3 separate regions of the Homo sapiens genome follow, and all the other regions are linked to region 1. The links are chromatin loops, found by intact Hi-C in ENCODE. Cell type or tissue: MCF 10A. All regions are shown on one strand.

What was found. Peaks named below come from ENCODE experiments on the same cell type or tissue, not always from the same donor. Only the 100,000 strongest peaks of a DNase experiment are listed, where the experiment ranks them.
Region 2: a loop joins it to region 1, with 9 times the contacts of the local background. A loop is called at or near these places in 2 of 110 quality-filtered maps.
Region 3: it touches region 1 in a loop (2.4-fold over the local background); 2 of 110 quality-filtered maps call a loop at or near these places.

Annotation. Positions count from the first base shown.
Region 1 is chr5:155,942,506-155,945,005 of GRCh38, reverse strand. It overlaps a transcript of SGCD not described here. Among named protein-coding and RNA genes, the nearest start is that of SGCD, 380 kb to the left of the region's middle. In MCF 10A, a CTCF peak has its summit at 1,003 (motif pointing left); no DNase peak of the experiment used is centred here.
Region 2 is chr5:156,741,481-156,743,980 of GRCh38, reverse strand. All of the region lies in intron 7 of SGCD (sarcoglycan delta), which reads right to left. It overlaps LOC105377673 (a long non-coding RNA gene), which reads left to right and starts at 1,187. Exons shown (of 5, transcript XR_007059015.1): 1 at 1,187-1,345. In MCF 10A, no CTCF peak of the experiment used is centred here; no DNase peak of the experiment used is centred here.
Region 3 is chr5:156,389,836-156,392,335 of GRCh38, reverse strand. The region is part of intron 3 of SGCD (sarcoglycan delta); the gene reads right to left. Among named protein-coding and RNA genes, the nearest start is that of SGCD, 64 kb to the right of the region's middle. In MCF 10A, no CTCF peak of the experiment used is centred here; a DNase peak (open chromatin) is centred at 985.

The DNA.
Region 1 (2,500 bases):
TGGTATCTAGAAAAACTCTCGGTATGTGTTTGTTCACTTGGGCCACCATCTATATGGTGAGATTTACACTCCCTTATTATTATTATTTTTTTTTGCATGGCTCTTACATCTTCAAAGGCATGTATTTGGGAAGACAAAAGATCATGTATTTAAAGATTAGCCTAACTTCAAAAAGATATGCTAAAGGTTAGTTTACAAAGACAAGGAGAAGAAAATATGACCCGAAGTTGGAAACAAATTCAGTGCAATCATAAACTTACCACATTTTTTGTCAGATTATCTGTCTTTGCCACTAGATAATGAGTTTCTTGAGGGTAAGGTTCATATCTTCACAGTGTATGTTCTTATCGCAGCACTTAACACAGTATGTCTTCAATACATATTTGTTGAACAAATAAAACTATTATGACTGTAACAACAGCGCTGATTCTAAGTTAAATAATTAAAATGTTGTGTTCTGTTCTCAACTCTATACTTTTGATGCCATGTGACCCAACGAGGTAATCTATAGCTTAAGGTAAAACAATGTCTATCATAGATTAAGCTTTTAAAAGCTAGAGAACAGTGCAATTTGAGTAGGAAAAAAACACGTGTGTATACAGATAAATGCACAGCACATGCCTAGTCATTGTCTGGAATGGCATCTGCAAACCTTTAACAATCATCGTTCATAAGAATGTGATTTGCCTAAGTAATACATATATACACATTTACTTTTATCCCCCCATACAAAACCCTATAATTTTTCCTTTGTTTGGGTTTTGGTTTGATCTTAATTTACAGTAAGTATATATTACTGTGTGACTAAAGGAAACAACTCACAGAGCTAGTGCACAATTAGAGGAAGGCAATCAGGCTGATAAATGGTCTGCATCCCATGAGAAATGAATAACCACAGAAAGAAATGGAGACATTCAGCCCAGAGACAGCCAAGGCAGAACAAACTATCTTCAAATACTTGCAGGGCTGTGGTCATGCAGAATGGTGCAGGCTGCCCTCTGCAGGACAGAAGGAGGACCACTGAACAGGTGGAAGGTTCAAAGATGCAAATTTCAGCTCTGAGGAAGTTTTTTCTCACCTTTGAGCTATTCGACAATAAAGGGGCTGCTTTACAGTAAAGTGGGTAACTTTGAAGGAGCCAGTTTTGCATTATTAAAAGTAGAGGTGTCTGCAATGGAGAGTCTGTAAATAGAGTTTGAGAGTCAGTAAATCCCTACATTTGAGTTCAAAATTGTGTTGGTGTGTACATGTTTTCAGAGGAGTGGCTCTATAATTTGCTTCCACTTCCTGTAGGGTTGAGCAACCCCCAAAGAGGAACTGGATGACTATTTGTTACTGACATTAAGGGGATTATTACACCTGTGAAACTTTAATCATCTCATCTATACCAACTATGAAAAATCAGAAAAATATAGTTCTGGAGTTTATTGGTTTCCCTTCTATGCAAATTATTTAATTTTTAAAATTAGTTATTACAGTCCATTGATAACAACCATCATGTCTTATATATGCCTATGTCTCTCCTAGATCAAGCACAGTTTCTTGTACGAAGTAGGTGCTTACTAAATTTTAAATAAATACATGAAGAAACAGACTCCCAGGGTAGATTCTTCCCTTTTCACTAATTAATGTAGTAATTAAATTTCACCAATAAAGCAGAATTCCACATATGAATATAGGATGGCATGATAATGATGATGACAACAGTGATTGTAACAAAAATGTTATTGGGGACTATGTGTCAAACACTTTTGTCAAGCATTTTATATGCAATAGCATGTGTAGTTCTCATAGTAATTTATTTAAGGAAAAGGTGGCTTAGATTAATTAAATATATTAATATAGCTAGTAAGTGATTCAAACCAAGACAGATATACTATGGCATCTGAGCTCCTAACCTCTATGGAAAATCTACTTAGGGAATAAGATTACCTGGACTTTGTCCTCAACTCTATCATAGCTGTACAAATAATTTAGGCAAGACACTTTTCTGTCCTTCACTTTTTAAATCTGTTATGTGGAAAACACACTAACAAAAGTCTAGGAGGCATTATGGAATGTTCATGAAGAACATAGACTATGATGACTCATTATGAACACATTGTACTCTACATGGTTGAACATAATTATAACACCTGTTTTAAAATCCTTGCTGCTAATTCTAACATTTGGATTATCTTGGGGTTGCCTTGGTTTATTGCCTTAAGTATCTTCACATTTTCCTATTTGTTCATATGTCTGTGTCTAGGAATTTTGATAGGTATCCTGCATATTGTACATCATAGTTTCTATCTGTGTTCTGTTCCTCTGAAATCTGTTTCTGTCATTGTTATTTGTTTATTTTAGCCAACACTTGACTTTATTGAAACTCCAAATTCTGCCTCCATTGCATTGGGCAGCCACTGAAATCTCTGTTCAATTATTTTAGCCTTCATACTTGCATAGTTTAGGGGTCAACCAGAGATTTGACAAGAGTTTATATGAAGAATTGGGGCTTCCA
Region 2 (2,500 bases), 800 kb before region 1:
TTCAACCAGTTTCAACTTGCATTATAGAGATTGGCTTAAATAAAATAAGCACCAGAAAATAGGAAGAAGGAACATAATCTTCTCTAATTATATAAGTTCTACTTTTAAGTCAAATAAGGGTCACTTTGAAACTCAAGCTCCTTCTTATCTGAAACAGGTATTTAAGTTTTACCAATGAATCTGCTGAGTTTGTAGAGATCTGTTGAAAGAAAAATCTATTCATAATATTCTAGGCTTCTACTCTAAAGACTTAAGAAATGTATTGGATAGTCTCATTTGAAGACTATTTCTCTCAGAAAGCAGTGATATGTCCTCTAGAGCAAAACCATTTTGAGATTTGCTTCTATGAAAGGCAAGCTTGGCCATTACAAAACATCATTTTGAATCAGCTCTTCTTTCCCAGTGTAGAGCTAGTTGATTTAGTTAATAAACATGGATTATACTGGGCTTAAGGGGCACAGAGACGCAGAAGGACCAGCATTCAGCATAAAGACTTTTAGAAAGAAAGTAATTTTATGAGTTAAAAGAAATTTAAACAAAGTAGATAATGTGGTATTAATAAGAGGCAAGGCTGGGCGCGGTGGTTCATGCCTGTAATTCCAGCACTTTGGGAGGCCAAGGCAGGTTGATCACCTGAGGTTAAGAGTTTGAAATCAGCCTGGCCAACATGGTGAAACCCTGTCTCTACTAAAAATGCAAAAACTAGCCAGGTGTGATGGTGGGTGCCTGTAATCCCAGCTACTGGGGAGGCTGAGGCAGGAGAATCGCTTGAACCCAGGAGGCGGAGGTTGCAGTGAGCCGAGATTGTGCCACTGCACTCCAGTCTGGGCACCAGAGCAAAAACTTCATCTCAAAAAAAAAAAAAAAAAAAAGATGTAGGAAGCAAGTGAGGTATGGCTTTGCAGAATAAGGATTTTAAATGGATTGGTGGTATAAGCGGGCAAAAAATATTCCTGTGATGGTTAATTTTATTTTTCAACTTGACTAAACCACAGGTACCCATACATTTGGTCAAACATTATTCTAGGTGTGTCTGTGAGGGTGTTTCTGGATGAGATTAACATTTGAATCTGAAGAATAAAACAGGTTCCTCCTTAATGCGAGTGAGTTTCATCTAATCTATTGATAACCTGTATAGAACAAAAAACTGAGCAAGAGATAACGTTGCCTGCCTGCCTGCCTACTTGAGACATTAGTCTTCTGCCTTCAGATTGGAATTTATATTAATACCATCTACTCCTTGGTTCTCAGTCCTTCTGACATGAACTGGAACAACACCATCAGCTCTCCCGGATCTCCAGCTTGCAGACAGCAGATCATGGGACTTTTCAGCTTCTGTAATTGTGTGAGTCAATTTCTTATAGTAAATCTATGTCCAGTTTTTTCTGTTTCTCTAACAGAGTGGAAAGTGCATAAGAGGTAGCAAGAGGACTGCAAGGAAAGTAGCTAGGAGTCTGTTATTATCCAGGTGGAAGAAGATGGTGATTTGGATTTGGTGATGGACTGGACCAAGGCTGATTTCTAGTGTTGTAGATTTTATTACCAGTAGATGGTGGAGGTCAGCCACTGAGAGAGGGAAGAGAATAAGCAGAATGCTTATAGAGTATATGGATAGTGGATAGAACATCATGAGTTTGTTTGAAATATGTCGACTTGAAGATGTTTGAGTCATCAAGCAGAAATGTGGACATGTGGGGCTAGAGATAGTAAAGTGGGAGGTGTATTTGATTGTGGTTGGTGGAGTATTTCCGTATCGCTGAGTTAATGGTACTTTGTGTATAAAACCTCAAGAAAAAGAAACCTGAGGCCGGGCACGGTGGCTCACGCCTGTAATCCCAGCACTTTGGGAGGCCGAGGCGGGTGGATCACGAGGTCAGGAGATCGAGACCATCTTGGCTAACATGGGTGAAACCCCGTCTCTACTAAAAATACAAAAAATTAGCCAGGCGTGGTGGTGGGTGCCTGTTGTCCCAGCTACTCAGGAGGCTGAGGCAGGAGAATGGCATGAAGCTGGGAGGTGGAGCTTTCAGTGAGCTGAGATAGTGCCACTGTGCTCCAGCCTGGGCAACAAAGCAAGACTCTGTCTCAAAAAAAGAAAAAAAAAAAAACCTGAAAACATAATTGGATTCCATGGAGCATCCACTGTCTCACTGTCTCTTTTTGGCTGGTAAGACTAGGAAGGTGCAATTGAGGAACTGATTGTCTAGCCAATTCACCATGTAGATTGCATCCTCCCAGGGTAAACATTTCCTCTGAAATGCTGTCATTTCTATAGTTAGACACGAGGCAAAGCCCTGACCAGAGTTCCAAAGTGTCCAGCCTCTGTTACCCTCTGAGATGGTTTCACAGCTCGTGTTTGAAGATGTGTAGTTTTCGGCCCAGGGAATATGACAAGGAGAAAATTGGTCATCTCTCCCAGGTTTACGAAGCTCTGAGATTTTTCTCTATCAAACCTTCCTTTCGTGGCACATTTCTGCATTCAGTTAAAACTTCTGCTCAG
Region 3 (2,500 bases), 450 kb before region 1:
CTTTTGCCACATGTATTCAGTGTCTTCTTGTCCCACCAGACTGTAGGCTCTAAGAGGTTGAAGACCCCGTCCATTCTTCACCACTTTATTTCTGATGTCTGGACCTCAAAAAATGCTTGTTGAATGTATGGATGGGGTAGATATGAGTGTCTTGTTGCTATCTATCACTGTTATACTGAGATGATAATGTAATGCTGCAAGATAGCAAATGTCTTAGAGTCTGAAACAGGAGCCATACAAAGGTAAGTATTTTATCAGTGTGACCTAGTATTTCTTGCATTTGAGAAACTCCTAATACATTCAATATACGTAGTGCTAAAAGAACTAAAGTTGCTAACAGGGACATGTTGCAACACCTTTTCAAATGGTTTATACAAAGCTCTAGACATTAACTATGAATTAAAACGTGGCACAACAACTTCTCATGAAATCACAGCAACATTTCCCAAGGCATTAGTTTATTCTCGTCCAAAATTTAAGAACATTTCAACAAAAAAGAAAATATTAGACTTGGATGATATTTTTTGCCCTGCAAAATTTCAAAATATGATAGTACTAGCAAACACATACATGTATATAGAGAGTCATCCCTTAGTATCTGCAGCAGATTGGTTTCAGGACCCCCTGCAGATACCAAAATCCACAGATGCTCAAGTGTCTTATAAAATGGTGTAGTCCTTGTATATAATATACACACATTTTCTTATACACTTTAAATCATATCTAGATTATTTTTAATGCCTAATACAATGCAAATGCTTTGTAAACAGTTATTACACTGTATTGTTTAGGGAATAATGACAAGTAAAAAGTCTGTATGTGTTCAGTACAGATGCAACTATCCTTTTTCTTTTCTTTTTTGTTTTAAATACTTTCTATCTGTGGTTGATTGAATACACAGACGGGAAACCCACAGATACAGAGGGCTGACTGTATATACAGCCATGCGTCATTTCACAATAGGCACGTGTTCTGAGGAATGCATCATTAGGCAATTTCATCGTTGTGCTAACATAGCGTGTACTTACACAAACCTAGATAGTAGAGCGTGCTACACACCCAGGCTGTATGATATAGCTTATTGCTCATAGGCTATAAATGTGTATAGCACGTTACTGTACTTAATACAGTAGGCAACTGTGATGCAATGGGAAGTTTTTGTGTATCTAAACAGAAAACATACAGTAAAAATATGGTACAAAAGATTTAAAATACAAAGTTTCACCTGTATAGGGCACTTTCTTGAATGGAGCTTGCGGGACTGGAAGTTTCTCTCCCTGGGTAAGTCAGCGAGTGAGTGGTGAGTGAATGTGAGAGCCTAGGATATTGCTGAACACTACTGTAGACTTTATAAAAACGGTACACTTAGGCTACACTAAATTTATTTTAAAATTTTATCCTCAATAATATATTAATCTTAGCTTACTGTAACTTTTACTTTATAAACTTTTATTTTTGTAAGCATTTTGACTCTTTTGTAATAAAACTTGGCTTAAGCACAAATGCATCATACAGCTGTACACAAATATTTTCTTTCTTTATACCCTTATTCTATAAGTTTTATTAAAAAATTTTTTTCATATGCATTAAACTTTTTTTTTCCCTGAGATAGAGTTTCACTCTTGTTGCCCAGGCTGGAGTGCAATGGCAAAATCTTGACTCACTGAAACCTCTGCCTCCCGGGTTCAAGTGATTCTCCTGCCTCAGCTTCTTAAGTAGCTGAGATTACAGGTACATGCCACCACACCCGGCTGATCTTTTGTATTTAGTAGATATGGGGTTTCACCATGTTGGTCAGGCTGGTCTCGAACTCCTGACCTCAGGTGATCCACCCGCCGCCATGGCCTCCCAAAGTGCTGGGAATACAGGCGTGAGCCATTGTGCCTGGCCCACTTTAAACTTTTTGATAAAAACAAAGATACAGACACACACATTAGCCTAGGGCTACACAGGGTCAGGATCACCAACAACGCTGTCTTCCACCTCCACATCTTGTCCCACTGGAAGATCTTCAGGAGCAATAATGTGTACGAAGTTGTCATCTCCTATGATGACAATGTCTTGTTCTGAAATACCTCTAAAGGACCTGCCTGAGGCTGTTTAAATGTAACTTTTTTTTTTAATAAACAGAAGGCATAGACTCTAAAATAATAAAAAGTATAGTAATTACATAAACCATAACATAGCCATTTCTTATCATTATCATGTATTATGTACCATACATAATTGTATGTGCTATACTTTTATACAACTGGCAGCTTGGTAGGTTTGTTTATACCAGCATCACTGCAAACACATGAGTAACATGTTTCAATACCATAAGACGACGACTATGACATCACCAGGCTATAGAAATTTTTCAGCTCCATCAATAATCTTATCGAACCCCCATTATCAATATGTGGCATAAGGCTCTGTGTGTGTGTGTGTGTAACATAATATATACCAGCCACTATTATTTAGTCATACAACAAGCTTCTAATGTATGAACTGTTATCAT